Regions from separate parts of the Homo sapiens genome. Here region 2 is linked to region 1. A link is an interaction called in ENCODE POLR2A ChIA-PET data of the cell type or tissue named here. Cell type or tissue: GM12878. All regions are shown on one strand. Links, peaks and the distances in the headings refer to the core of each region. The heading gives the core; the rest is flanking DNA.

The links. Peaks named below come from ENCODE experiments on the same cell type or tissue, not always from the same donor. Only the 100,000 strongest peaks of a DNase experiment are listed, where the experiment ranks them.
Region 2: POLR2A ChIA-PET joins it to region 1 with 5 read pairs; 8 of 35 experiments call an interaction of 5 or more read pairs at or near these places.

Annotation. Positions count from the first base shown.
Region 1 is chr12:27,243,893-27,259,535 of GRCh38, reverse strand. STK38L (serine/threonine kinase 38 like) reads right to left here and starts at 15,250. Exons shown (of 14, transcript NM_015000.4): 1 at 15,204-15,250. RefSeq lists an enhancer at 13,842-13,891 and a silencer at 15,182-15,421. In GM12878, for the core only: no CTCF peak of the experiment used is centred there; no DNase peak of the experiment used is centred there; H3K4me3 peaks cover 820 bases; H3K27ac peaks cover 883 bases.
Region 2 is chr12:27,154,606-27,170,248 of GRCh38, reverse strand. It overlaps the pseudogene LOC124902904. Among named protein-coding and RNA genes, the nearest start is that of C12orf71, 80 kb to the right of the region's middle. RefSeq lists an enhancer at 5,637-5,696. In GM12878, for the core only: no CTCF peak of the experiment used is centred there; DNase peaks (open chromatin) are centred at 8,300 and 8,581; H3K4me3 peaks cover 649 bases; H3K27ac peaks cover 1,831 bases.

The sequences.
Region 1 (15,643 bases), core at 4,325-8,324:
ATGACGCCTATTTTATAAAAGAGAACTTCCAGTCCAGTGTCCATCACTCAATCCCTGCCTCTCTTCTCAGTCTAGGAGAACGACAGCAAAAAGTGGCGCGTTAGGATGAAAGAACTGATGCCCATGACACGTGAAGCGGCCATAAAAGACCTGCCCCCGACACACTGCAAATCTGACTTGACCAGTTGTCTACTGTGAGCCTGCATGGGAATTCTGCTGAATGCTATAACTCTTTAACAAGTCAGGAAGACCAAAGAGGTTAAGACAGGAGACAAAGTACTCCATCTTTCAGAGTGAGGAAAAAACACAAACATAACAAAAGAAAATGAACATGGCAAAAGATTAACTCTGTGTTTATCATTCAGCCGGAAGAAAATCCTAGATGATTATAAAACAGTTTCTGAATAGACAAAGATGGGCAATCACTGAGAATCAGTGTAGGTTCAGGAAGAACAAGTCTTGCCAAGTAACTTTATTTCTTTTGTTGGCAAAGCTATAAGACAAATCTATGTGATGCTCTGAAAGGTATTTAACAAGCTCCACTCTCCATTTCTTTCTGAGAGGAAGAGAGATGGGCTGAGTAACACATATACATAACCAATTAAATAACAAAACTCAGAATGCTCATAAATAAGTTCTGCAATATTCACTGGGCTTAGGCAATAGTGTTACCAATGATCTGGATAAAAGTTTTTCCAACATCCTTATCAAAATGTAGGTATGACCAGAGCCTGGAGAGAATAATGAAAAAAAGGAGAGCAGAGTCAGATCTAAAACAATTTTAACAGAATATTAACTGTAACAAATAAAATTTAATAGAGAAAATGTAAAGAATTATATTTGGGTTAAAAAAATCAAATGCTAAATACAAATTGTGAAAACTGTTGTATACATAAAAAAGCAACCAGGCCAGGCACGGGGGCTCACGCCTATAATCCCAGCATTTTGGGAGGCCGAGGCGGGCACATCACCTGAGGTCAGGAGTTCGAGACCAGCCTTGCCAACATGGTGAAACCCCATCTCTACTAAAAATACAAAAATTAGCTGGGCATGGAGGCAGGGGCCTGTAATCCCAGCTACTTGGGAGGCTGAGACAGGAGAATCACTTGAACCCAGGAGGTGGCAGTTAGTTGCAGTGAGCCGAGATCATGCCACTGCACTCTAGCCTGGGTGACAAAGTGAGACTCCATCTCAAAACACACACACAAAAAGGCAACTATCCCAGCACCTTGGGAAGCCAAAGCAGGAGAATTGCTTAAGCTCAGGAGTTCGAGAACAGCCTAGGCAATATAACGAAATCCTGTCTTTATTAAAATATTTTTTAAATTACATTTTTAAAGAAAGAACTAAAGAGTTTTTTCAAATAAAAGCTTGACATAGGCCGGGCATGGTGGCTTATGCCTGTAATCCTAACACTTTGGGAGGCAGAGGTGGGTGGATCACTTGAGGTCAGGAATTCGAGACCAGCCTAGCCAACATGGTAAAACCCCATCTAAAAATACAAAAATTAGCTGGGTGTGGTGGCACTCGCCTGTCATCCCAGCAACTTGGGAGGCTGAGGCAGGAGAATCACTTGAACCCGGGAGGCAGAAGTTGCAGTGAGCTAAGACTGTGCCACTGCACTCCAGCCTGGACAACACAGCAAGACTCCACTTAAAAAAAAAAAAAAAAGCTTGACATAAATTAAAGTGTGAAATGGCTGCCCCTAAAATTTATACAATCTTAATCTTGGGCTGAGTTGACACACACATATAAATAAAGTCATGCACAAGGAAGGTGAATGCCATACTCTACACTGTACTAGTTGGCTCATATCTGGAGAAATTATTCAATACTTAGTGATGCCCTATAGTCATACAAAGGGCAAAATAAATGTCCTCATAATTTGAAAATTAAGTCATCCTCTGGGAGTAACACCAGCCTGAATCAAATAGAGTGATGGAATTTAGCCATCACTGTAAGTAATTCCAAGAAAATGTGTGACTGAAAAGGGCCGGGGATACCCAAGTCTGGTCAAAAGTGAGTAGGTTATAGTTTCTGGGAGACAGGATTGGAATGTGAATTAAGAAAGCTGAAACCTTGTCAACTATGTTGACAGAAGGAGGTTATATTAATCTGAGGTAGTGGGGGCAGAGCAGGAGTTTAACAAGGAAGACTTTGCCTATGTGACCCCAACACTGTCTGAGGTGAAAGCACACTGACCATATCCCCAGAGCAGCGCTGGACAGCTGCATCCTTATAAAGACTCTCCATCAGGTTATCCTGACTTAGTGACACTCCCCATTAAGATTACCCATTTGATTACATGGGCTGGCTTCCCCTGTAGATTCTCCTATAGTGATGAGAGTGTGCTCACCAAACTATAAGCTTCTGTTCCACTCACAGTTATATTAATAAATTCACTAACTGGCATTCTTGGTTTTGTGTCAGTCTCTCCATCACTTGCTAACTATAAGTAAATTCCCGTAATTCTAGTGACTTCTGGAAAATGTTCAGAAAAATGTTCATAGCTAACGACCTAGGTAAGTGAGGTATATACCTTAAATATGACAATCCATATCCAGCTTCTATCCATCTGAGAAGCCCTATGTTCCTTTATGACAATTCTATTTGATGTAAAACGGAACCACATATTTTAAGAGAGAAAACAAAATAAAACACATGGAGGGGAGTGACCAGGAAGGCAAGAGGTCTGAAATCCATATTTGAACAAATTCAATGAAGATACTTAGCCTGAAAGAGAGATGTTAGATAGCCATCTTCAAATATTACTCTTGCAGTGACATAAAATTATCTCTAATTCTGAGATGAGAACCAGTTGAAAATTATATAAGGAAACACTTTCCAGTTAGCACTGTCCTATGCCTGGCACATAGCAAATGCTCATTAAGTTTTGACATATAGTAAATGCCCAACATTATTACCTCTTACTGTAGTTTGGATATTTAAAAAACATAAAAGAAATACATACTAGACACTGTCAGAAAGCCTAGGAGAGGTACCTAACCCTGCCAGAGGTAAGAGGTCAAGGCAGGCCTCCCTGAAAGAGATGCCTAAGCAGAATACCAAAGAAAGCACAGGAATTACCCAAGAAGTATAGGAAAGGGCATTCCAGAAAGTAGTGTGTGAGACCGAAGGTACAAGAAAGCTAGTGGTTCAGTGTGGTTGGAGAGGTGAGTAGGGGAGTGATGGAAGACAAGGCTGGAAAACTAAAAAGGAACTCATGTGTCACACTAAGGAGCCTGGAAGAGGCCATGGGGAGTCACTAGAAATTTTAAGGATGAAAGTTACATAATGAGATTCAAGTTTAGGACAGTCATTGTGGCAGCCACATGGAAGACAGACTGAAAGAAGGCAAGACTGGTAGCAGGGAAAGATGGCTAGTTCAATCACTGGGCACCTGAATGAATATTCTGGCACTGGAGGAAGAGCAAAGGCAGAGTTCAAGACATAGTTAAGGAAGACCTAAAAAATGACTAGATGTCAGTCATAAACAAGGAGGACGAGTCAAGGGTGATTTCCAGGTTTACAGCTTAAGAACCAAATAGAGAACAACGCCATGCACTGGGAAAGCTAAGGAGCACAAGAATGGCTCTGTGAAGGGAGAAGATAAAGTCAGCTCTGGGTGAGCAGAATCCAAGTTATCCATGGAACACACCAAAGGTGGTGATATCTAGAAGACAGATGGACAATGGGGTCTTAAGATCAGGACGGGGACCTGAGCAAGATATACCGGTTTGGAAGTCATCATTGCAGAGAAGTTATTGAAGATATCACAGCATATGAGATCACCCACACTCACAGTGCAGGGAGTGAGAAGAGGATTGGGGACAAAAGAGCACATTAACCATTTAAGGGAATGAAAGTTAGCTATCTTATGATCTGTTAAGTTCCTTGTCTTTAGGCAAGGAACTTAAATATTTAGGCAAAGACTAAACATCCACTTGTTGGAGATGATGTACAGGGAATTCACAACAGAGTTGGACTAGATGACCTCTAAAGCATCTTTCAACTCTGAAAATCAATCAAAAACTTCAAGACAGTATTTCTTACAATCTGAGAAATAACTTTTCACCACTATTACAGAAAAGCTAAAATCTTAAGTATTTTTGTTTTTGGCTTTGTCAGTCCAATATCTTGTGTAAGTTCTAAAAAATAAATTTTTTGTTGTTTGATAATGTTTTCTGAAAGGGAGAGAGTACTTGGTTTACTTGTACAGAAAAGCACAGGCTCTAATTTCTTAGCCCTATTTTTCCTTCTGTGGGTCCAGTTACACTCTTGGTTAGTATGAAAATGCAGTTTTACTACGGTAAAAATTCAAACACATGTTCCCAGCTATTCATCCCTTTACTTTCTGCCACCTTGTGCCTGAATTGGGCTATACAATGGGGCTAATCTATGGATTTAGATCTTAAAGCTTTAACTACATTTCAGAAATGTGCTTATAATTTTCATTGATATTTAAAGTATGTTGATTTCTGTCTCCTTTTCTGCTCAATTCTAAAAATAAAGAGACACTGGTCCATATACAATTTTAAAAATTAAATCCAGAAATGTTTGATTAAAAGAAACTGCCATTTTTGGCATAAAAATACAACCAGAGTATTTTCAGACAGGACTGCTGGGAGTTCAACTTAATCCTTAAATATGGCACTGGTCCTACCAAGTGGTACCTGGAAGAGGTGTGGAGGTACTTGATCTCTTTTAACCATATGTACTTTTTCTCCCGCCCCCTCTCTGTGCCTCCCCTACCACCCCACAAGCCCGCTTTTCCTCCTTCTGTTCCTTTCACTTTCCTCCTGAGAGTGCCCATGATCTTTTAGTATTACCAGTAATGGCACTAAAGCCAAAACAGCTGCCAACCGCTGGCCTAGAAATACAATGGATATAATTTGAATTAGAGACTACCATTAACTTTTTGGTTGTCCTTAGAAAACAACTTTATATTCTGTTTCAGTGGTCCAATCCAAAGGACAGAAAAAAAAATAACCACTGTAGAAAGTAAATCTATGTAAAAAAGAAATCTGTAGTGCTTTTTATCTCTAGCAATCTAACGTAGATTATACATACAAAGTTTATAATAACGATTTGCACATACAGGTCTCTGAATGACCAAACAAGGATAGAGGAGGACCAGAGATGATGTTTGACACCATCTGAAGTTTAGGGTCATGTTAGTTATTAAACTGTGTTATTTTTAAAAAATAATAAGGCTTAGAGTAGAGAGGAGAAAAGAATCAAGGCTAGAACTAGAATAAAAGGACTTCATTATTAGGTATTACAGTCTTGGGAAATGTTTAAGAGTTCCATAAAACCCTATGGGAAAGGTAAATAATCATGTTCCTACCACAATCCCCTCCCTCAAGTCAGGTGCTCTTGAAGCTGTGCTTTGATGCAGCATTCTCTTTATACAACAACCTCGGTGGTTCTAGGCTTCATCAAAGAAAAGGATTTTAGTGGATTTACTTTTCTCTTTATCTCTCTGGCTGATGGTATCTTTACTTTTTCTGTTTAATTTCACAAAATGGAAGCAAGAGACAATTTATCACCAGCACTGCACTCCAGGTTGGGAGTGAGAAGCACAGAAGAGGTGCTTCCAAGAGGCTACTAGAGGCAACAGAAACACTTTCTTACAAAAGCTCAGAGTGCTAAAGCTGGATAAACATAAATAGACAGCAAATAAAAGTTCATTGCTCCTGTCCAGCATCACGGCAACAATTCCGGTTCCTGTGGCCCCCTAATATGCTTCGTGTCTTACATCACTATGTGATAATACCCGCCTGAGGCTTCTCGGCCTGAAACACTCCTCCTCACCCTTCAAGTCTAAGCTCAAACACTCACACATCCTTGGAAAGCTTCTCTCACTATCCCAAGTAGGTGCCCCTCTCCCTTAGGTGTGCCTCTCACTGCTCTTTCATGACAGCTGCTATGCCTGATTGCAGCTATTTCTACCCCTGTGAATGTAGCTCTCCAGTCACCTGCCCAGCTTCTGAGGGAGCACCATGTCTTTCCCTTTCCATATCTCCTGGCACACGGTATGTACTTTATGTACAATTCACAGTGAAAGAACTGCCTAGGTTCTTTCACTAGAGAGACCCATCCATGCAAGTCTCTCCTTCCCAATCTCACCTAGTTTAGAACTTCATTATTATCACCTAGATTATTTGTCTCTTCACTGGTCTTCCCATTTCTGGACTCTCTTTCCTTGAATTCACTCCATATACACTACTGCCACTTACAACTCTAAGTAATTAATGTACCAAGTTGAACAGGTGGTGAAGTAGAGAATGAAAAGCTGGAAAACATCAATTCTCTAAGTTCAAAGGGTTCAAATCCAACAGAGCAGAAAGAGAAGTAGATAATTAACAGAACTTACCAGGTGCTGTACAGATACACCCAATTTATGCTAATCCCTCTGCGTGGCATGTCCTTCACTCTGAAATGCTCAATTCATATTTCACTTCATATAGGAAGCTTTCCTAATCTCTACAGCCAGAAGCAATCTCTCTTTCCTCTGCTCCCACAGTACCCTGTTACTCCGTTGTCACTTTCTGTTTGAATTACAGTCATTTGTACCCATACATTATACCTCTTACTGGACTGAACTTTTCTAAATGGAGGGCCAAACATCTATTTGTCTCTATTTTGCCATGGTACCTAACACAGTGCCCTGCAAATAGCTGATAAATAATGAATTATGATGATTAACCTCACTAAAATATTATGAGTCTGTGATTCCTTTAGGATTTGCCAGTATCAAGAATATCAATGGGTCATATACATGCAATTCAGTACTAAAATTTTCCACTCTAGCCACAAAAATAGAAAAAGTCTATTCTGTTTGTCTAGATAAGAGTCGACATATGGAGAACATCCTCAACCAGATCTGAAAATGTTCAAATGAAATGGATCGCTGTTGTGAAAAACACAACAAAGGGCAACTCCCTAGTACTACAATAAACTGAGCAACCAGCCTCTGCTGCCAAATACAGAAAAGTCGTAAGGGGCAAACACGGTGTGGTATTTCCACAATGGGAGCAGGTCAGTGGGTAGACACTTAACTAAGTAAAAATGAACACTGCTAGTAAAAATTAATTTAATAAAACAGACACTAGTACAAGATAGTATGTCAAAAATGGATCATTGAATAAGCTGTCTGAGCTCTCAAACATTATCACTTTCCAGAAGTGAATACTACTTGCAGCTTATCCATTCTTTTAAGGATCATATTCAATTTTCTACAAAAGTGCTTTTGTAGGCCGGGCATGGTGGCTCATGCCTGTAATCCCAGCACTTTGGGAGGCCGAGGCAGGCGGATCACGAGGTCAGGAGATTGAGACCATCCTGGCTAACACGGTGAAACCCCATCTCTACTAAAAATACAAAAAATTAGCCAGGTGTGGTGGCAGGCACCTGTAGTCCCAGCTACTCGGGAGGCTGAGGCAGGAGAATGGCGTGAACCCGGGAGGCAGAGCTTGCAGTGAGCTGAGATCGCGCCACTGCACTCCAGCCTGGGTGACACAGCGAGACTCCGTCTCAAAAAAAAAAGTGCTACTGTAAGATACCTCAGCAAGCCCTTGTTAGGATTCCCAATTCCTTAATTTCACTGTTTATGTCTGTCCTCCCTTCACCCTATTCCTTTATCATAATTGTTTTAGTTAGAATGTAAGCAATTGAGTGCACAATGAGATAGACAATAACTTAAGAATTAAGGACTTTAACATTTCATGATTTAAAATGCAGAACTAAAATTCCAGGTTCTCAATTCTCACAAAACAAAACAAAGCTCAAGGCTTAAAACTTTAGAAAATGCCATGCTATAATGATATTTACCCACTCCTAATTGGCTTAAATGAAGTCAGAACATTTGATTATATCATTTATTTCAGCACTGTAATTGCTAAGGGCAAAAACCTTGTCTCATCAACTAATTTTGTAGAGGCCTTAGTGAACGATTTGCTTGTAGCAGCTTTTACTCTACAAGGAAGACCAGTGTGTTAAATAAAGTGTTTATATTAGAGTCGAAAGACCTAAGTTTAAATTCAGGCTCTGTCTCTTATTTTGAGATCTCAGACAAGTCACTTTAATCTGAGTTCCTCTCTTTACCTGAAAATAGGTGTAATAGCCATAACCCTCACTGCCTAGACCACATGACTGCTATGAGGATTAAGTAAGGAAATGTGTAAAAACGCTTCATAAAACTATAAAGTGTAATACAAATATAAGGGCTCCTGGTATTATTCTTAAAATAAGTGCTAAGAGTAAATCCCTGTCTATAAGAAATCAGAATACAATTGAATTATTTCTGCATACTTTTCCCAAGAGAATTTATGTCTGACATGCAAAACTGTAAATAACTCCTAAAGGGGAAATTACCAAAAAAGGAAGGGAAAAAAGAGAAGAAAGAAAACTTGGGGTGGGACTAGAAGAGGGAGGTAAATTAAAGAGAAAAGGAGAAGTTTTTGTAGTAAAATAATGCAATGTAAGAGAGAGCAAACCTGATCTGAAGAAGCAATTTCTTTTTTTTTTTTTTTTTTTTGAGACAGAGTCTCACTGTCACCCAGGCTGGGCTACAGTGAAGTGGTCTCAGCTCACTGCAAGCTCCACCTCCCGGGTTGACGCCATTCTCCTGCCTCAGCCTCCTGAGCAGCTGGGACTACAGGTGCCCGCCACCACGCCCGGCTATTTTTTTTATTTTTAGTAGAGACGAGGTTTGGCCATGTTAGCCAGGATGGTCTCAATCTCCTGACCTCGTGATCTGCCCACCTCGGCCTCCCAAAGTGCTGGGATTACAGGCGTGAGTCACCGCGCCCGGCCTGAAGGAGCAATTTCTAACTCTACCACTTACTATCTACCTGTGTGTCCCTGGGCAAGTCACTTCACCTCTCTAAGCTCCAATTTCCTCATTTGTAGGTAGAGATAATAACTCACAAGATTGCTATAAGGATTAAATGAGATAATATATATAAAGTACTTAGCACTATGTCTGGTGCATAGTAAGGGATAAGTGGTTACTGGCATTGATAAAATTATCAGACCTGTGCCCTAATGGGTGACATTCAGAAAGAAAAAGGAATCAAGAACATTTAAGAGGGAAAGATGATGTTCAGGGAGCTAAATCTATATATTACCACTGGGAGACAAACTTTGAGAAATATAAATTACACAAAGTATGCTTCATATTAAATGTTCAGATTACTTACTGTGTCTCTTGAATTGGTGAGGAATCAAGAGAAATGCAGTCAAAATCTCCAGATCATAAAAGCAGAATAGCAATAACCGTATTCATAAAAGCAGAATAGCAATAACCGTATTCATAAAAGCAGAATAGCAATGGGAGAACTTGGCCCCCTGAAAAGTAGGCATTAATGTGTGCAGAAGCTTCTCTGTCCCAAACTCAATTTTCTAAACTTTCACAGACAGAATGAAAGCTAGACTCCATAGCAAAGGTACAGCAACCCCGAATGCCTGGGTTAGCTATCATGCCCTCATGTTAGTTTCTGCCATCTTGTTCTTTATTCTGGGTGTATCTGTAGCTGATTTGAGGTGTTAAACATTATTAACTCCACCCTATTCAGGAACTGCAAAAGCAGTAAAAGTGTCCCAGGAATCAGGAAAACGAGGAATAAAATCTCCTGAATCAGCTGGAGAGATAGTAAATAACTCAAAGAGGTAAGAAAACAATGGATGCTATCTGTGCATACGGGATCAGAGATTTATCTATTATAACATGTAGAAATTCTATACCTGTGGAATCAACGAGAATCAGCAAAAGGCAAGGAAAACAGGAAGCCTTCTGTATAAATGGCCAGAGAATCAACAATTTGGGTTACCAACTGATCTGGTGTTAATTAAGGGGAAGGTAAAGAGCTTGTTAAGAATTTAAAAGCTAAGCATAGGCCAGGCGCAGTGGCTCACGCCTGTAATCCCAGCACTTTGGGAGGCCGAGGCGGGCGGATCACCTGAGGTCGGGAGTTCGAGACCAGCCTGACCAACATGGTGAAACCCCATCTCTACTAAAAATACAAAACTTAGCCAGGCATGGTGGTGCGTGCCTGTAATCCCAGATATTTGGGAGGCTGAGGCAAGAGAATCACTTGAACCCAGGAGGCGGGGGTTGCAGTGAACCAAAATCATGCATTGCGCTCCAGCCTTGGCAACAAGAGTGAAACTCTGTCTCAAAAATAAATAAATAAATAAATAAAAGCTAAGCATAGTAGAAGTGTTATCACATACCACAGACAATTGCCAAGGCTCCAGGCCTGTTTGGAATTTATACAATATGACTGTGAATGATCAGGTCACCACATGACCTGTAACTGTTAAGGTCTTCCCTAAGATCTGTGCAGAGCTCATCTAAGAGGCAGGCTACCTGCCTCAGCAGACGTTCAATGCAGATAAGCTGTTCCTGGTGGGAAAAGATGCCCCCAAAACTTGAATCAGCAAGGAGGTAACAGTATGACTGGTTTTCTTTTGATAGACCTACTCACACACCTTTTTACTAAGACAATCTTCCCAAACCACCTGTACTTAGAAGAACTTGGAAACTTTTTATAACAAAGCGAAGTCCACATCTAAGTATCTCCATGAAATGATGGGCTAAAGATCTGCCAATCAGGGCATGGTAAATGGAAATGATATACCATCACTATTAATTTAAGGTATGTTTCAAAAAAAAACTTTTTAAAATTTGTTTTGCCATCTCTGTCTTATTTCAATAATATAAACACACGTGCTTTAAATCCTGGCTTTAGTTCTGCTACTCTTCCCATTAGGTTTTAAGCTCATCAACCATCAACTGTCCTAGTATAGGTGTCTTCTAGAACCTACCCCATTGAGTCAAGTGGAGAATACTTATATTCGTTCACAGAGACTATGACTCTGGAGCTGTACTTAAACTATGAGTACGGTCAACTGCAGGCACTGACAAAGAAGCTGAAGAGTCTGGATCCTGCTGGACAGTTAGGAAAAGGCAGGCAATACCTCTCCCACCGCTCACCTGCTGTATTCCCTGCCTAGGTATACTTTTTTTCTAACCTTTAAATCCAATTGAATTTGTGATTCCAATTCTTAAACAATAACAAATGTGGACTATTCCTGAAACTTCATAAATAAAATCAGGTGGACATTTACAGTACTGAGTAGGCCTATACAAGACACTGTGCACTTCTATAGCACCCTTTATTTCACAAACCCAAAGAACTGTCAAAGTTGCCCCAACATAAAGTATCAGTGATGGAACTTCTCTCATTTTTACATGTACAACACTCTATTCACCCTGTTTCTGCCATTATAAGCATAGCTATTCATGAAAATAAACTAAAAGGGCTGAGACCAACATTCAATCATTAACTAAATTTCAACTTCATAATTCAACCCAAAAACTATCCAGTGCCAAGTGGTTTAAAAAATTATAGAACAGGGCTGGGCACATTGGCTCACACCTGTAATCCCAACATTTGGGAGGCCAAGGCAGGAGGATCACTTGAGCCAAGGAGTTCGAGACCAGGCTGGGCAACATAGTGAAACCCTGTCTCTACAAAAAATTTAAAAATCAGTCGGGCGTGCTTGTGCACACCTGTAGTCCGAGCTACTCAGGAGGCTGAGGTGGGAGGATCGCTTGAGCCTGAGAGGCAGAGGTTGCAATGAGCCATGATTGCACTACTGCACTCCAGCCTAAAAGACAGACTTAAACTCTGTCAAAAAAAAAAAAAAAAAAAATTACAGAACAAAGCCAAACACAGTGGCTCAGGCCTATAGTTCCTGCAACTTAGGAGGCAAGAAGATCATCTGAGCCCAGAAGTTCGAGTCCAGGCTGGGCAAGACAGTGAGGTTCTTTCTTTAAAAAAAATAAATTACAGGACAAAATATACAAAGACGCAAACATTCCATTAAGCAAAAGAGTTAATATGGAATAACTTCTCACTTCTAAGTTCTTATGAGTACTTATAGGTAATAAGTCAAAATTATTAAAAAGTCCCACTCAATAGTTATATTTAATCTGCACCAAGAATAACTTCCAAAAATGGATTAAAATAACATGTCAAAAATAACTCATTTACTTGGGTGTTATTTTGGAACTCTTTCTAGAAAACTGACCCCAAAATTTAGATGTCAGAAGAATGTATTTCCCAAGTCAAGTTTTTGAAACTACAGATCTGAGGAAGACCATCATGAACAGGAGAGAAAATATGGATTGCAGTTAAGCATGCCATATGGGTACAAGCCAGAATGCCTGGGTCAGAATCCTGGTCCTACCACTCAATAGCTATCTAACCTTAGTACCACAGTTACTTCATCTGCAAAACGGGAATAATAAAAATACCTACTCCATACAGTTGTTGTGAGGATTAAAGCCAGGCAAGTAAGTAATATATGTAAAGGATTTAGCAGGAAGCAGCATTATATAAAGTATTTACTTATCATCATTATCATATGACTAGATCACTTAAATCATCCACAGAAACGCCTTTTCCTATTTCAGTCTTCCTTAATTGGTCTAGCAGCACTTAATCCCTCCCTCCTTGGCTTCCTCATAAAACACATTTTCTATGGTATTTATTTGGGTAGGTATATTTCTCTCCCACTGGATCACATCTCCTTGAAGACAGCAACCACAGTTCGTCCGAGTGTACAGAGTAGCAACCACAGTTCGTCCGAGTGTACAGAGCAGCAAACACTGTTCACTGTTGCCTTTCATTTCTCTCCCTCTAAAGATTCTGAACAATAATACCCTGTCAATTAGCAAACTTTTACCTGGAGACAGAAGGCTTATGCAACCAGTGCACTTAAGTACTGGTCATACCTTGCTAAAGACTTTCTTAAGACTTAAACAAAAATTTTGGGGGGAAGAAGAGGAGGATATGCTTCATGTTTATAAACTAACCAAAGACAGATTTTTAATTTTTTAAAAAAGTTATGTCTTAAAAGCTTGCTTTCATTATTTCATTCAAAAAGACCATGGTGCTTTTAATATAAAAATACAGAAGCATAATTTCTGCATATGTCAAGTCTAACCTAATCATAACTTGCCAATCTGCTGATTTTAATGTAATCCTAAGGATGCTAGACAACAATATGCTTGCTTGATTCACCTGACACTATTTACATAAAATAAAAGCATTTTAACAATACATCGAGATGCAAATCTTTCTGGCTCTGATTTGTGCCCTTTCTCCCTCTTAACAAAAAGTGCCACACACACACAAAAGAGCCTCCAACTTATCCTGGATCACTGGGGAGGCACTTTCTAAGGTGCGTTATCCAATTTCACTAACACAATGATGCTCTCCTTACTTTAAGAGAACAGAACTTTTCTGAAAGCAAACAGCTGAACTGAGTCCATTGCTTTGTTATCATTTTTTAGGAAGTCCAATTTCTCCTTTGTTCTTACAGTGTCCTACCTTTAGAAATCAAGTTTTCAGCATAAAAACTAACAAGGACATCTATTTGTTGGCACAAATCATCTCAGTCTCCATTCTTTGACTTATTTTAAAACAAACTCAAGAGCAAATGGCTAGAGAAAAACTGCTTCTATTTAATGTGTGTTTTCTAAGTCTAATTTTTTCATTCCTAGTGGCAAGGCCTTTCAAAAGAGTACAAAAACTACACCCAACTTTGCTTCTCATTCTAAACACATCACAACCAAATGGGAAACATTATCAGCCATCTTAACAAGGAGAAAACAAAGCTAAGTGAGGTCAAACCAAAACATTTTTTAATTCATTGTACCTACCTATTTTGAGATCAGGATTTTTCAGATGGAAGTAGTTTGATGAACTTATGCAATAAAATTATGTAATATCATAATTTAACATAATATTTTAGACTAACTTCTCTCTCCTCAAATAGTCACAAGGGTGGCTAATTCACATACAATACCTCTCAGCCACTGGGGAGAGAGTATAATAAACTTAATTGTTTTACATATCCTGAGGCACAGAGAGAAAGGCCAATCAAATTCAAAGAGGTTTACAGTACCTTATATACATATATGATTGAGACAAAGAACTTTCAAGAATCTGTACTGAGGAAGCAAAAATGGGCTTAAGTACAATAGGCCCTGCCTTAAAGTAGAGAGACCGGTCAAACGTAAGCCCCAGCGCCAAAAAAGACAAGGTCTCACTCATCAATCCCCATCTTACAATCAAGAGGCAGAACTTAAATCACTTAAAGCTGTTTTTTCAGATTTGAGCAGTAAAATAAGCTAATAGGCCATTTCCGATTAAGTGGCTTCTCTCAAAACTTATCACAAGTTATGTGAAATGGGTAAAAGTGTTGGTTCTGCATTTTATCAAGTGAGAAACAATAGCATCCTACTTTTGGACAAGCCACTACTTCCAGAGCCACTAGCCCTCCCCCCACCTCCCACTTCTTTTTATATCATTCCTCCAAACTTAGAACCCGAAAAGCTATTCCACAAAACAAAAGCAGCACCAGTAAAAGGGGAGGCCACTGGTTTTGAAAATAAAGTTTGTTCTTTTGCTGTCAACCTGGCAACTTTTTAAAGGTGAAACGTGCCCTACTCAATCGGTTATACTCTTTTCTACTCCCACACCAAATAACCACTCGTTCGACCTCGATACTAAAGGTGAAAAAAGGAGTGGGAGAAATGATTTTGAAAGGAAGGGGCTACGGGTGCAATGGTAAAGACAGATTCTAAGACTGGTTTTGAGCACTCCGTGGCTTCTAGGAGCTGGGAGGCTTTCCTGAGTCTGTCTTGAGAAATGTTTGGCAATCTGACGCATCAGTTTTTAGGAACGGTACACAAACAGCCCCCACAATTGAAGAGCCATGCTTCGGATCCTGGCTCTGGGTGACATCGGCTGGAGGGCACGGGACGGGAGCGCTGGGGCTACCCGGAGAGGATCCGCGACATTTGTTATTGTTTGTGAAGCCCAGGCGGGGACCCGGAGCGGAGTGCTCGGGGGCCGGGGAGTGGAAGGAGAAAGGAGCAGAGGACAAAGATTCCTCCCCGGGTGCGAGGCTCCCTCTCTGGACACATGGGGCCAGTATCACCCCGGGGAATAAGAGGGCCAAGGCCGTCGCCGCAGGTTCCCCGGAGACATTTCCAGCCCCAGAATTAGCCCGGCTTTCCCTGGACACCCAAAGACACCTAAAATCTCCTCCTGCTCCTGCTCGCAGAGTTGGGGCTGGCGCGGCGAGCTCGGGCCCTCAGCCGAGCGCTACATCCGCGAACTCACCTGCCTCCGGTCGCGCCCGCGGCCGGCTCAGCCTCCGCACGGACCGCAGCCGGCCGGGCGCCCGTCAGCTCCCTTCTCCCCGCTCCGCCCTCGCCCCGCCCCCGGGAGGTGGGACCCGCGGCCTCGCCGGAATCTCAGGGCGGCCTCCCTGAACTCTCGCGAGCCTTGCCTCCTCGGCTTCTCGGTGGCTGGGTCGGTCCGACTCGCCCTGACGTCATACGCACCACAGCCGGAAGTAGCCTTCTGTCGTCAACGCCCGTCTTCCCGGCCCCACCCATCTCCGCCTGGTGAAGGCCAGACTGGTTTTGAGGGAGTTGACTGAACTGTCGCCACTTCCCCTCTCACCAGCCTCACCTCACTGCCGTTTTTACGCCAAACCTGTTCAGGCCTCTCTTGAGAGTGGCCTAATGTGTTGCGACATTAGTCACATTCTAAATGTC
Region 2 (15,643 bases), core at 6,256-10,255, 91 kb after region 1:
AACTAATAGCAGATATCTCTGCAGAAACCCTACAAGCCAGAAGAGAGTGGGAGCTAATATTCAACATTTTTAAAGAAAATAATTTTCAACCCAGAATTTTATATCCAGCCAAACTAAGCTTCGTAAGCAAAGGAGAAATAAAATCCTTTACAGACAAGCAAATGCTGAGAGATTTTGTCATCACCAGGCCTGTCTTCCAAGAGCTCCTGAAGGAAGCACTAAACATGGAAAGGAACAACCAGTACCAGCCACTGCAAAAACATGCCAAATTGTAAGACCATTGACACTATGAAGAAACTGCATCAACTAACAGGCAAATAACCAGTTAGCATCATAATGACAGGATCAAATTCACACATAACAATATTAACCTTAAATGTAAATTGGCTAAATGCCCCAATTAAAAAATGCAGACTGGCAAATTGGATAAAGAGTCAAGACCTATTGGTGTGCGGTATCCAGGAGACTCATGTCACATGCAAAGACACACATAAGCTCAAAATAAAGGGATGGAGGAGGATTTACCAAGCAAATGGAAAGCAAAAAAAAAAAAAAAAAAAAAAAAAAAAACCCAAAACAAAAACAAACAAACAAACAAAAAAACAACCAGGGGTTGCAATCCTAGTCTCTGATAAAACAGACTTTAAACCAACAAAGATCAAAAGAGACAAAGAAGGTCATTACACAATGGTAAAGGGATCAACTCAATAAGAAGAGCTAATTGTCCTAAATGCACCCAATAAAGGAGCACCCAGATTCATAAAGCAAGTTCTTAGAGACCTACAAAGAGACTTAGACTCCCACACAATAATAGTGGGAGACTTTAACACCCCACTGTCAATACTAGACAGATCAATGAGACAGAAAATTAACAAGGATATCCATGACTTGAACTCAGTTCTGGACCAAGGCGGACCTAATAGACATCTACAGAACTCTCTACCCAAATCAATAGAATATACATTCTTCTTAGCACCACATCACACTTATTCTAAAATTGACCACATAATTGGAGGTAAAACACTCCTCAGCAAATGCAAAAGAATGGAAATCATAACAGTCTCTCAGACCACAGTGCAATCAAATTAGAACTCAGGATTAAGAAATTCCCCCAAAACTGCAAAATTACATGGAAAATGAACAACCTGTTCCTGAATGACTACTGGGTAAATAACAAAATTAAGACAAAAATAAATAAGTTCTTTGAAACCAATGAGAACAAGGATACAATGTACCAGAATCTCTGTGACACAGCTACAGCAGTATTTAGAAGGAAATTTATAGCACTAAATGCCCACAGGAGAAAGTGGGAAAGATCTAAAATCAACACCCTAACATCACAATTAAAAGAACTATAGAAGCAAGAGCAAACAAATTCAAAAGCTAGCAGAAGACAAGAAATAACTAAGATCAGAGCAGAACTGAAGGAGATAGAGACACGAAAAACCCTCCAAAAAATCAATGAATCCAGGAGCTGCTTTTTTGAAAAGATTAACAAAATAGACTACTAGCCAGACTAATAAAGAAGAAAAGAGAGAAGAATCAAATAGACACAATAAAAAATATAAAGGGTATATCACCAATGATCCCAAAGAAATACAAACTACCATCAGAGAATACTATAAACACCTCTATGAAAATAAACCAGAAAATCTAGAAGAAATGGATAAATTCCTGGACACATATACCCTCCCAAGACTAAACCAGGAAGAATTTGAATCCCTGAATAGACCAATAACAAGTTCTGAAATTTAGGCAGTAACTAATAGCCTACCAACCATAAAAAGCCCAGGACCACACGGATTCACAGCTGAATTCTACCAGAGGTACAGAGAAGAGATGGTACCATTCCTTCTGAAACTATTCCAAACAACAGAAAAAGAGGGAATCCTCCCTAACTCATTTTATGAGGCCAGCATCATACTGATTCCAAAACCTGGCAGAGACACAACAAAAAAAGAAAATTTCAGGCCAATATCCCTGATGAACATCAATGCAAAAGCCCTCAATAAAATACTGGCAAACCAAATCCAGCAGCACATCAAAAAGCTTATCCACCACGATCAAGTTGCCTTCATCCCTGGGATGCAAGGCTAGTTTAACATTTGCATATTGATAAATGCAATCTATCACATAAACAGAACCAATGAGAAAAACCACGATTATCTTAACAGATGCAGAAAAGGCCTTCGATAAAATTCAACACCCCTTCATGCTAAAAACTCTCAACGAAGTAGGTATTGATGGTACATATCTCAAAATAATAAGAGCTATTTAGGACAAAGCCACAGCCAATATCTTACTGAATGGGCAAAAGCTGGAAGCATTCCCTTTGAACACTGGCACAAGACAAGGATGCCCTCTCACACCACTCCTACTCAACACAGTGTTGGAAGTTCTGGCCAGGGCAATCAGGCAAGAGAAAGAAATAAAGGTATTCAAATAGGAAGAGAGGAAGTCAAATTGTCTCTGTTTGCAGATGACATGATTGCATATTTAGAAAACCCCATCGTCTCAGCCCAAAATCTCCTAAAACTGATAAGGAACTTCAGCAAAGTCTCAGGATACAAAATCAATGTGCAAAAATCACAAGCATTCCTATACACCAATAACAGACAGACAGCCAAATCATGAGCACACTCCCATTTACAATTGCTACAAAGAGAATTAAATACCTAGGAATACAACTTACAAGGATTGTGAAGGACTTCTTCAAGGAGAACTACAAACCGCTGCTCAAGGAAGTAAGAGAGGACACAAACAAATGGAAAAACATTCCATGCTCATGGATAGGAAGAATCAATATTGTGAAAATGGGCATACTGCCCAAAGTAATTTATAGATTCAGTGCTATTCCCATCAAACTACCATTGACTTTCTTCACAGAATTAGAAAAAAAGCTATCTTAAATTTCGTATGGAACCAAAAAGGAGCCCGTATAGCCAAGGCAATCCTAAGCAAAAAGAACAAAGCTGGAGGCATCACACTACCTGACTTCAAACTATACTACAAGGTTACATTAACCAAAACAGCATGGTACTCGTACCAAAACAAATATATAGACCAATGGAACAGAACAGAGCCCTCAGAAATAACACTGCACATCTACAACAATCTGATCTTTGACAAACCTGACAAAAACAAGCAATGGGGAAAGGATTCCCTATTTAATAAATGGCGTTGGGAAAACTGGCTAGCCATATGCAGAAAACTGAAAATGGACCCCTTCTTTACACCTTATACAAAAATTAATTCAAGATGGATTAAAGAATTAAACATAAGACCTAAAACCATAAAAACCCTAGAAGTTTTATGCCTGAATGGCAATACCATTCAGGACATAGGCATGGGCAAAGACTTTATGACTAAAACACCAAAAGCAATGGCAACAAAAGCCAAAATTGTCAAATGGGATCTAATTAAAATAAAGAGCTTCTGCACAGCAAAATAAACTATCATCAGTCTACAGGCAACCTACAGAATGGAAGAAAATTTTTGCAATCTATCCATCTGACAAAGGGCTAATATCCAGACTCTACAAAGAACTTAAACAAATTTACAAGAAAAAAAACAAACAATTCCATCAAAAAGTAGGTGAAGGATATGAACAGATACTTCTCAAAAGAAGACATTTATGTGGCCAAGAAACATATGAAACAAAGCTCATCGTCACTCGTCATTAGAGAAATGCAAATCAAAACCACAATGAGATACCATCTTACACCAGTTAGAATGGCAATCATTAAAAAGTCAGGAAACAACAGATGCTGGAGAGGATGTGAAGAAATAGCAACACTTTTACACTGTTGGTGGGACTGTAAATTAGTTCAACCATTGTGGAAGACAGTGTGGTGATTCCTCAAGGATCTAGAATCAGGAATACCATCTGACCCAGCAATCTCACTACTGGGTATACACCTAAAGGATTATAAATCATTCTACTATAGAGACACATGCACACGTATGTTTATTGCAGCACTATTCACAATAGCAAAGACTTGGAAGCAACCCAAATGCCCATCAATGATAGACTGGATAGAGAAAATATGGCACTTATACACCATGGAATACTATGCAGCCATAAAAAAGGATGAGTTCATGTCCTTTGCAGGGGCATGGATGAAGCTGGAAACCATCATTCTCAGCAAACTAACACAGGAACAGAAAACCAAACACCACATGTTCTCACTCATAAGTGGGTATTGAACAATAAGAACACATGGACACAGGGAAGGGAACATCACACACTGGGGCCTGTCAGGGGGTGGGGGACTAGGGGAGGAGTAGCATTAGGAGAAATACCTAATGTAGATGACAGGTTGATAGGTGCAGCAAACCACCACGGCACATGTATACCTATGTAACGAACCTACACGTTCCGCACATGTATCCCAGAACTTAATGTATAATAAAAACCAAAACCAAACAAACAAAAAATAGCCACAATATGGAAACATCCAGCATATCCATCAACAGATGAGTGAGTTTTAAAATGTGGTATATATACACAATAGAATACTGTTCATCCTAAAAAAAAAAAATAGGAAATTCTGTCATTTGTAACAACATGGATGAACTAGAGGACATTATGCTAAGTGAAATAAGCCAGGCACAGAAAGACAAATACCATATGATCTCACCTATTTGTGGAGTCTAAAAAAAGTCAAACTCATAGAAGTAGAGGGTAAGGCCAGGTGCGGTGACTCATGCCCGTAATCCCAGCACTTTGGGAGGCTGAGGCAGGTGGATCACTTGAGGCTGGGAGTTCAAGGCCAGCCTCGCCAACATGGTGAAACCCTGTCTCTACTAAAAATACAAAAATTAGCTGGGTGTGGTGTCATACGCCTGTAATCCCAGGTACTCAGGAGGCTGAGGCACAAGAATCGCTTGAACCCAGGAGACGGAGGTTGCAGTGAGCCGAGATCTCACTAGAGGCCAGTGGGGGTGGAGGTGGTGGGGAAAGGGGAGGGATTGGTCAAGTGGTACAAAGTTTCAGTTAGGAGTAATAAGTTCTAGTGATCCATTATTGCATAGCCTGGTGACCATAGTTAGTAATACTTTATTATATATTTCAAAACAGTAAAAAAAAAAAGAGGATTTTTAATGTTCTCACCATGAACGAAAAATGTTTACAATACATAAAATGTTTACAATACAAAAAATACTTTTTCTTAAAGCAAAAATACTTTACTTACTGTACTTCCCATTTTTCGAAAAATAGATGCATAAACAATAGTCTAGAAAGCTATGTCTAGATAGTAGGATCTTGCATGATTCTTTCTTTGAAGTGCCTACATGTGTTTTCTGATTTGGTACAACAACATGTATAAATTCTATATATAAAAGTGCCACACCAAGCTCACAGTGTAGATCCTGAAACTAGATCTCACAACAGCTGCTTTATTTGGTAAGTGATCTCAAGGAATAGGAGGGGGGAGGTGGAAGAGTGACACTGGGCTGGAAGGAAAGCCAAATCAAGGATGGGTTATAAAGCTGACCACCACCATGGGAAACTGAGGTGTTCTTTCTAGAAATCCTTCCAAAGAGCCATGTAGAATGAACCTCATCATTGTCTGCCTGAGGGAGATAAGATGGAAGGATTTATCCACGGCTTCTCTCCCCACTGGTCAAAGGTGTTCAGTTCCTCCTATTTCCAGATTTGCACATTTGACAGAAGGGCTAAGAAGGCTGCTGCAGGTGTCCCACTGACTACATCAGAGAAGCCTCAGGGCAGAAAACAACAGCTTGACAGAGCAGCTGGAGTGAGCTGCTGAAATGTAACTGAAGTGAAAAGGAGGAGGTGAGAGGGTGAGCATACATGCACCTTATATAATATAATGTTGTATAACATTAGAGATGGAAATATCTAGTTTTTCAAGCTGTGACTTTCTTGTTAATTAGAATATTATAAGTCCCATGAGTAAGAGCAATTGTAACAGAAAAGGCCAAATGGAAGCCCCTGAAACTGCCAAATCCCCATCCAGCCAAGATAGTAAATAAAAACCATATCACATCTCCAAGGGACATAGAAGAGATTACAGCCACCCTCAAAGACTTAAAGGATGCAAGGGTAGTTGTTCCCATTGAGTTACCATTCTCGCATCTATAAAAACCAGATGGTAAATGACTGTGTACTTTTTTAGTTTAACAAAGGAGTAGTCCCAATTGCAGCTACTGCACTGGGTGTGATATCTTTACTAGAGAAGATTAATACAGCCTCTAGTATGTAGTATGCCATCATTGATCTGATGAAATAGTCTTTTCATACCAATCAAAAAAGAGGATCAATGCAGTTTGCATTAGCAGGAAATGACAATGGTATAAATTCACAGGATTGCCCCAGGACTATATTAGTTCTTCTCTTATTTTCTGTCATAGGGATCTATACTATCTGGTCATTTCACAAAAATTACATTGGTCTACTATTTTGAGGATACATGATAATGAGCAAGATGTGGCATGTACTGTAGATGCCTTCATAGATATGTATAATCCAGAGGGCACAACATTAACCCTATGAAGATCCAGAGGCCTGCCAGATTAGGACAGGACATGTACTGATGGCCCCTTCAAAGTAAAAAGTAGTTTGCTGCATCTTTCACTGCCTACTTGTAAGAAAGAAGCACACCACTTGTTAGGCTCCCTTGGTTTTGCTTGTGGAACATTCCACACTGGTGGAATGCAGCTCCTGGCAGGCTACTGGGCCCCTATAGGCTGAGGACTTCACCACGGGACACCAAGTGGCCATATGGCCAGAACAGCTCATCATGAGCCAGATGATCTCAAAGACCCAAGTTACAAGGATAGGTGGGCTCAGCCGGAATCTAATGTAAGAGGAAGCAGTACACTGGAGAATGTGCTTGAGCAGGTGCACAAGGCACAGATAAGCTGCAGGAAAGGTGGCCAGGCTCCCTAAGCCCCCTGCTGTGGCACTGACTGACATCTCTTCCTTGGCTCTCACCAATGACTTCATGGTGGTTTTTCTATGACTAGCGAACAGAGGAGAGGAACTCAAGCTTGACTCACAGACAGGTCAGCTTGGTGAAGTTGGTAGGTGTTGATAATGGACTGATGCCCACAACACTCCCATTCACAAGTGACCTTGAAAGACCATAGTGTGGGCAAAGACAGCAGTGAGGCAAATCTTCTCAATGGAAAAGCCATTTTAGAAAAAATATTAAATTGCCTTTGTATATATTTATGTATTAACATTCTTACATGTATTACCTCTACTTGCAGATTTATATACGGCTTACAAATATTTTTATTGAGTATTGTTTAAGTGATCTGGATTTAAATCACACCATCGGTTTAAAAAAAATAGGCATTTTGATATTATTAACAATGTTGGCTGGGTGTAGTGGCTCACTCCTGTAATCCCAGCACTTTGGGAGGCCGGGAAGTTGGGAGGATCTCTTGAGCCCAGGAGTTTGAGACCAGCCTAGGCAACATAGCGAGACCTAGTCTGTACAAAAAAAAATTTTTAATTAGCCAGGTGTGATGGTGCATGCCTGTAGTCCCAGCTACTTGGGAGGCTGAGGTGAGAGGATTGCTTCAGCTAGGGAGGTTAAGGCTGCAGTGAGCGGTGATCACACCACTGCACTCCAGCCTGGGCAACAGTGTGAGACCCTGTCTCAAAAAACAAACAAACAAACAAACAAACAAAAACAATGTTAGTAGGAGAGAAAAGAAGGAGAAGACTTCTAAGACCATATGGAAATCATGCATAAGAAATAATAGGCTCTTAGGGAACTCTATTATTATTGCCTCAGCAAGGGGAGATTTGGTAGGCCTTGGCAAAACAACAAGAAGCCAAATTGGAATAAGAGAAAGACAACAGCATTTCAGAAACAAACAAATGCAGCTTTGAGTCAAGGCTCTGTCACTTCCAGAGAGTATGACTTTGGAAAAGTTATTTAACCTCTCTGGACCTCAGTTTCCTCCTTTGTAAAATGAGACTGATGATATCTTAACTAGATTCTTGATGGGCATATCAAGTACAGTTGTACAGCCTGTGAACAAGGGAACCTAGTGGAAGAGGTGAGAAGGGACTAGCATCCCACCTGAGCTCAGATCACTGGACAGCATCTATCTTGCAGAAGTTCTGTTTATAGTTTGCACAAGGCCCCTATAGGTTACCTCAGGCCTAGTTGTTCTAAGGATTTAAGAGACATCACATTTGTAAAGCACTTAGTAAGCAGCAATCAATGGTAGCTGCTATTGTATTCTGTCAGTTACTGAAAACCTACACGGCAAACAGAAGTCAGGACCCAGCTCTGTGTGATAGAGATGGCCACAACAGGAAGGGCAGGTCTCTGACAGAGTCTGCTTCCCCAGGGACTCTAAAGGACATAAGGGCAGGGACCTGTCTTACTCACCTCTGATGTTCCGGGCAGTTAGCTGACGATAAATTTTTGTTGAGTGATTGAGTAAACAGAAGGATCCTCTTCCCTTTTGTTTTTGTTTTTGAAAAAGTAACAGTAATAAAAACGTCTTTGAAAATATTTGCTTGGATGCGTTCTTGAGCGCCTTCTTCTCCTATGTTGGTTTTCAGTTCACCAGTTCTCAGACTGAGTTTTCTCGTTTTGAGGCCACTTACAGGGTAAATTTAGGTCTGTGTTCAGAGTATGTCACTTCACTGTCTTACATTTAGAAAGAGAATCCTCAAATAACAAAACCAAGCAATAACAACTCCACAGATTCTCCAAGCTTGTTCTTTGTCGTGTTTGCCATGTAATCAAACTTTCAGCCCCACAGAAGTGGAACTAAACCACCCATAATGTTACATTGATCAAACTTAAGTCTGATTTCTTTAGAGTCTTTCGGCTGATGCTTGTTGTCTCTTCCTTTCTTTTAGATTACTGAATGAGTCTGGCTCTTTAAATTACGCTTAGTGAACTCAATGATTGCTGAGGACAGCAACTAGGACTGGAAGAAATTGTCTGCTAAGTGGTAGAAAAACCCTCTCATGGTCCCACCCAGACTCCTCCTCATCTTCCAATGTGCACTGGAGACTCAAACCACACCATGACCCCGTTAGCAGCATAGGGAGGTTCCAGAATGGTCCTCTTCAGTGATAACGAGGGAATACATCTGAGGTAGGTTTCATCTTCCCCTAAACAAAACTGGCAATGGAATCTAGCAAAATAATCTTTTCAGTTTAACAAATTTAATTTTTCTATAGTTGCCTCTGAGTTAGGCAACTAGATCTAAAATATGATGTGATGTGATAAAATGCAATATGCCTTGCTAATATGGGTCACTTATTCTGTTTGTGTCCTACCCCTGTTCCACTGCTGGGTTGAATCCCTCACTTTCTCTTGGTTCACCAGTGACTAGGCTCATTAACTTGTCAGAATTAAACTTTACGTGTTGTGCTGCTAGTTTTTTTTTTTCTTTAACACAACCTATTTTTATTTCTTTTTAAAAAATTCAACTTTGATTTTAGATTCATGGGGTACATGTGCAGGCTTGTTACACTGGTATATTGCATGATGCTGAGGTGTGGGGTACAACTGACCCCTTCACCCAGGTAGTGAGGATAGTACCCAATAGGTAGTTTTCCAGTCCTTGCCCCTCTCCCTTCTTCCCCATTCTTGGAGTTCCCAGTGTCTATTGTTCTTATGTTTGTATCCATGTGTACCCAATATTTAGCTCCCACTTGTAAGTAAGAACATGTGGTATTTGGTTTTCTGTTCCTGTGTTAATTCTCTTAGAATAATGGCCTCCAGCTGCATCCTTGTTGCTACAAAGGACATGATTTTGTTCTTTTTGTGGCTGCATAGTATTCTATGGTGTATAAGTACCACATTTTCTTTAACCAATCCACCATGGATGGGCACCTAGGTTGATTTCATGTCTTTGCTATTGTGAATAGTGCTGTGATGGACATACAAGTGCATGTGTCTTTTTGGTAGAACGATTTCTTTTCCTTTGGGTATATACTCAGCAATGGGATTTCTGGGTTGAATGGTAGCTCTGTTTTGAGTTATTTGAGAAATCTCCAAAATGCTTCCCATGGCGGCTGAACTAATTTATTAATACATTCCTATCAGCAATGTGTAAGTGTTCCTTTTTCTCTGAAGCCTTGTCAGCATCTATTATTTTTTTACTTTTTATAATAGCCATTCCAACTGGTGTGAGATGGTATTTATTGTGGTTTTGATTTGCATTTCTCTGATGATTAGTCATGATGAGCATTTTTTAATGTTTGTTGGCTACCTGTATGTCTTCTTTTGAGAAGTGTCTGTTCATGTCCTTTGCTCATTTTTTAATGGAGTTGTTTTTTTGCTTGTTGACATGTTTAAGTTCCTTATAGATTCTGGATATTAGACCTTTGTTTGATGCATAGTTTGTGAAAACTTTCTCCCATTTCTGTAGGTTGTCTGTTTACTCTGTTGATAGTTTCTTTTGTTGGGCAGAAGCTCTTTAGTTTAATTAGGTCCCACTTGTCAATTTTTGGTTTTGTGATTGCTTTTGAGGTCTTAGCCATAAATTCCTTGCCCAGGCTGATGTCCAGAATGGTATTTCCTAGATTTTTTTTCTGGGGTTTTTATAGTTTGAGTTCTTACATTTAAATATTTGATCAGTCTTAATTTTTATACATGGTGACAGGTACGGATCTAGTTTTATTCTTCTGCATATGACTAGCCAGTTATCCTAGCATCATTATTAAAGGGAGTCCTTTCCCCATTGCTTCTTTTTGTCAGCTTTGTCAAAGATCAATTGGTTATAGGTGTATGATTTTATTTCTGGGTTCCCTATTCTGTTCCATTGGTCTGTGTGTCTGTTTTTGTACCAGTGCCATGCTGTTTTGGTTACTGCAGCCTTATAGAATAATTTGAAGTCAGGTAATGTGACGCCTCTGGCTTTGTTCTTTTTGCTTAGGATTGCTTTGGCGATTCAGGATCTTTTTTGGTTCCATGTGAATTTTAGAATAGTTTTTTTCTAATTCTTTGAAAAATGACGTTGGTAGTTTGATAGGAATAGTGTTGACTCTGTAGACTGATTTGGGCAATATGGCCATTTTAACAATATTGATTCTTCCAATTCATGAGCAAGAAATGTTTTTCCATTTGTTTGTGTCATCTCTGAGTTCTTTCAGCAGTGTTTTGTAGTTCTCCTAGAGATTTTTCACCTCCTTGGTTAAAGCTGTATCCCTAGGTATTTTATTTTTTGTGGCTATTGTAAATGGGATTGCATTTTTGATTTGGCTTGAACATTACTGGTGTATAAAAATGCTACTGATTTTGTACATTGGTTTTGTATCCAAACAACTTTACTGAAGTTGTTTATCAGTTCCAGGAGCCTTTTGGTAGAGTCTTCAGGGTTTTCTAGGTATAGAATCATATCGTCAGGGAAGACAGATAGTTTGACTTCTTTTCCTATTTGGATGCCTTTTATTTCTTTCTCTTGTTTGATTGCTCTGGCTAGGACTTCCAGTACTATGTTGAATAGGAGAGGTGAGAGTGGGCATTTTTGTCTTGTTCCAGTTCTTAAGAGGAATGCTTCCGGCTTTTGCCCACTCAGAATGATATTGGCGGCAGGTCTGTCATGGATGGCTCTTACTATTTTGAGGTATGTTCCTTCGATAGTGCTGCTTGTTTTAAACAGTGTTGAGAACTCCAGTCCCTGTAACTGTAACAGCAAAATTTCCCACAGAAGAGCAGCCTCAGTGAGCATAAGAAGGGGCCTTTGTTCTTCCTCAAAACAACTAATCCCTCTTGTAAATAGGCCTGCCATGCAACCCCGGAGACTTCTAAAGAGTTTTGTACTTGGAGCTTTCTTTAGTTCCTCCGAGCATGTTTCATTGTAACAGTGGGCCAGGTCTTCCGCTGGTTTTAACTGCGTATTTTGAGGTTGCTTTTAGGACAGCTGCTTTTAAGTTAATCTTTATATTCACTGACTTTGATGGAAAACAAACAGTATTATGTCGTTGCTTCTATATGAGCACAGGATTTCTTAGGATTAACTCTATTCAAGCCTAAATAGTAAACTTTTGGGCAAACATTTAAGAGAGTACATCACTGTAAATGCAGTTTATAATTTTTTTCTCATTAAATGAATTATATTCAGTAGATTTTCTTTACAGGAAAATGATAGAAGAAAGTTTAAAAATGACATTCTGCACAATCATTATATTTTGGAATGCTGCATTAGAAAATCACAAAAGATTTGAAAAGAGAAGGATACCAATCCTCAGATATGATTTTCTGTTTTTGATTCTAATAAAATAAGCCAAGTGTTCTGTTCCTGATCTACGGAGAAGTTCTAGGTTCCTTTAATATCAAAATCCTTCCTAATGCCTATCAAGTTATCTTTCTGAGGTACTCCCCAGGCTTCCCAATTAACTTCACAAACCCCACTTCACAGATTACCCAAAATAACAGAAAGAGGCCTTGTAAGGGAATGGTTAAGAGTATGAGCCTGATGCAAGACTAGCTCTACCCCTTACTACCTATGACAATGACAATGAGCAAGTTGCCTAAACTCTCTGTGCCTCATTTTCCCATCGTAAAATAGGAATAGGAACAATACATATCTCTGAGAGTTATTAGGATTAAATAAGTTAATATTTCTAAAGGGGTTAGAATAGTGCTTGGCAGGAATTACTACATAAATGTTGCTAAATTAAATTTTACCTAAGTCTAATCCTGACTTGCTTTTTCTCTCCAAAATCAGAAGGATTTATATCCCATAAATTTAGTGAAAAAAACTGTTCGTGATTTTTAATGCTGTTTATATAAATAACATATGTAATAAGTATCTTCAGGCTGGGTGTGGTGGCTCACACCTGTAATCCTAGCACTTTGAGAGGCCTAGATGGGCACATCACTTGAGGCCAGGAGTTTGAGACCAGTCTGGCCAACATGGTGAAACCCTGTCTCTACTAAAAATACAAAAATTAGCCAGACTTGGTGGTGTGCACCTGTAGTCCCAGCAACTAGGAAGGCTGAGGCAGGAGAATTGCTTGAACCCGAGATATGGAGGTTGCAATGAGCCAAAATCATGCCACTGCACTCCAGCCTGGGCGACAGAGCAAAACTCCGTTTCCAAAAATAAATAAATAAAATAATAATAATAAGTATCTTCATTATAGATTATAAACAATCTAGATGTCCAACAATAAACAAATTGTTAAATATTATTTAATTTTAAAAAGTAAAATACAAATTTATTTTCAATATGTGTTTAAGTGGAAAAAGCAGGTTACATAAAATAATGTACATTATGATTTAATTTTTATTGAAACAATATGTATTATAGAAGAAGGCAAAAGAAAAGTCTAAACAGATAGATACCAGAATGCTCCCAGTGTTATTTTGGGTGATGAAATGATGAGTGGTTTTTATTTTCTTCTTCTTTTTTTTTTTTTTTAAATCTAGATCTTCTAAATTGTCTCCAAGAACATTTGTGATTTATAAATAAAAAGAAATTAAGAATTTTAATAAAAACATAAATTTATGATCGTGGAAATTTATTTTCTTTCCATGGAAATCTCTAAGGAAAATGAAGAAATATACTGAATTCCTCTAATTAAATATAATCACAATTTTCATTAACCTCAAAGTTATCAAGGAAGAGCTATTTTAACCCATTGCCTTAGATATCATAAGATATAAAAGGTATTTTAAACAATTTTGCATTTATCAGCTTATATATTTTAATCATTTGTTCTCATTTTTATCGTACATTAGTTGTGGAGAAGTAGTGTAGTGTTGGTTTGTCTTATGTAATCTGACTTTTAAAACAACTCATTATACTAAATTTGAGAACTGAGGTAGATATTTTACAGATAAAATAATTTTTAATTATGTTTTTTGAATCTAGCAAGTAACAGAAATAAAAAGTTTTAAGGGATTATTTGTGAGGCAAGATAGATAACTACTTAGATTGGATAAATTTTCCAGGAGCCAGAGAGAAAAGTTATATATAATATCACCTTACCATTACTGTTATTAGGGAGATTTTATTAGGTCACTTCTGATTTTTGCCCTTCTTCAAGTGTGACTTTATTTATCCTCAAACGGACTTGTTGGTTTCTTCCAATCTCATCTCAGGCTTAAGCAAAATATTTGCGTGTTCCTCCTTTTTTTTCTTTTTTTAACTATGTTGAAGATTATCCTTCCTCTCTCATACTAAGAATCATAAACCTAAGAGCCAAAATACAGTACAACAGGAAACTAATAATTTGATATGTTTAAAATGTACAGATTTGAGGGATGTCGTCTGATTTTTGTTCCCCAACAGAACTGAAAAAAACCCATTTCTGCCACTTGTCGAATCAACTGTTAACCTTCTAACTCACACATTTTTCACGTATTAGAAATACCCGTTTTAACCTTGCTAAGTCTGTGCAATCATCTTCTCTAGCTCTCTTGCTTCTAAGAGGAATTCCCACTGGATTATTGAAAACTTTCTGCTTTGCTTTCCTTAAATCTGTTCTCAGATTTAGAAAAAAAGGTTCTGAAAAGAAGATGACCCAGTTTTCTAGAGTGAATAAAACTTTTCACACCACAGTGGAAATCTTACAGTATTTTTTTCAAAGTTGTAAGACGGTGAGGAAAGGGTATCTTTTTCTTCTTATTAGAAGTATTGAATAAAAGATATATAATATGTCAAAAATCTTACTTAGAAAATCTATGAACCAAAAATCTGTAAAGACAGCCCAGAAAACTACAAGGAGGTTAAAAAAAAGAAAAAAGTGAGGCAAAGCCTCTTTCTCTTGTAATCTAGCTTCTCTATGTATTGAAAGACTCAACGTGGCTTTCTATTTCAAATCTTACACTATGAAGACATTTGATTAACCAACGATATTAGGTTAATAAAATATTTTACTCAAGAAAACAGCCCTCTTATACCATATAAAAAGAGAAAAATATTCAAATAGAACTCAGAATAGAAAGTACTAAAACTCTTTTACTCTATGTAAGGAAATTACCAGATTTTTTTTTTCTGGAAGATTGGTAGTTTTTCATATTCTTTCTCATATGCAGTTCCCCTTAAATTTATTGCCCTTTTATCTTCTGCTAAATCCACAAGAAACATTTTAAAGATATTCTCTCACAGTACCTAAAAAGTTAACTAAGTTTTTTCTACTGTCTCCATAATCCATTCCAATTATTTACTTTTAAATTTTTAATTCATCCATTTATGTATTGATTCACAAATACTTATGGAGTGCCTACGATGTTTCAGTGACTGGGTTAGGCTCTAGGGATACCACGTATGGTGAGCATGAACAGGCACAGCTCACACACTTATGGAGCTGATAGGCAAATGAGGTACTCAGGTATGAATCAAATGATCACATTAGCGGAGGCAGAATTATGAACTGAGGTTCATGTTCTGAAAAAAAGAACAGTCTCAGAGAGTGGACCCTCACTTAGAGTAGGGGACAGGGAGAGCTTCCCTGGGCAAACAAAACAAGGCATCAAGAACCAAAATGAGGCTGAGCCTAAGATTTAATTTCCTTTCATAAAAACATTGCAGGAAGCCAACCACACTATTAATTCTAAAGGTGAGCAGAACAAAATTTCATCTGAACCCATTTTCTGACCAAAAGTGTTTCTTCTTTTCTCATAGAAAATGGTTAGCATATCTCATCGAAGCATTATACAGAGTACTTTTTTGTTACCTGGCT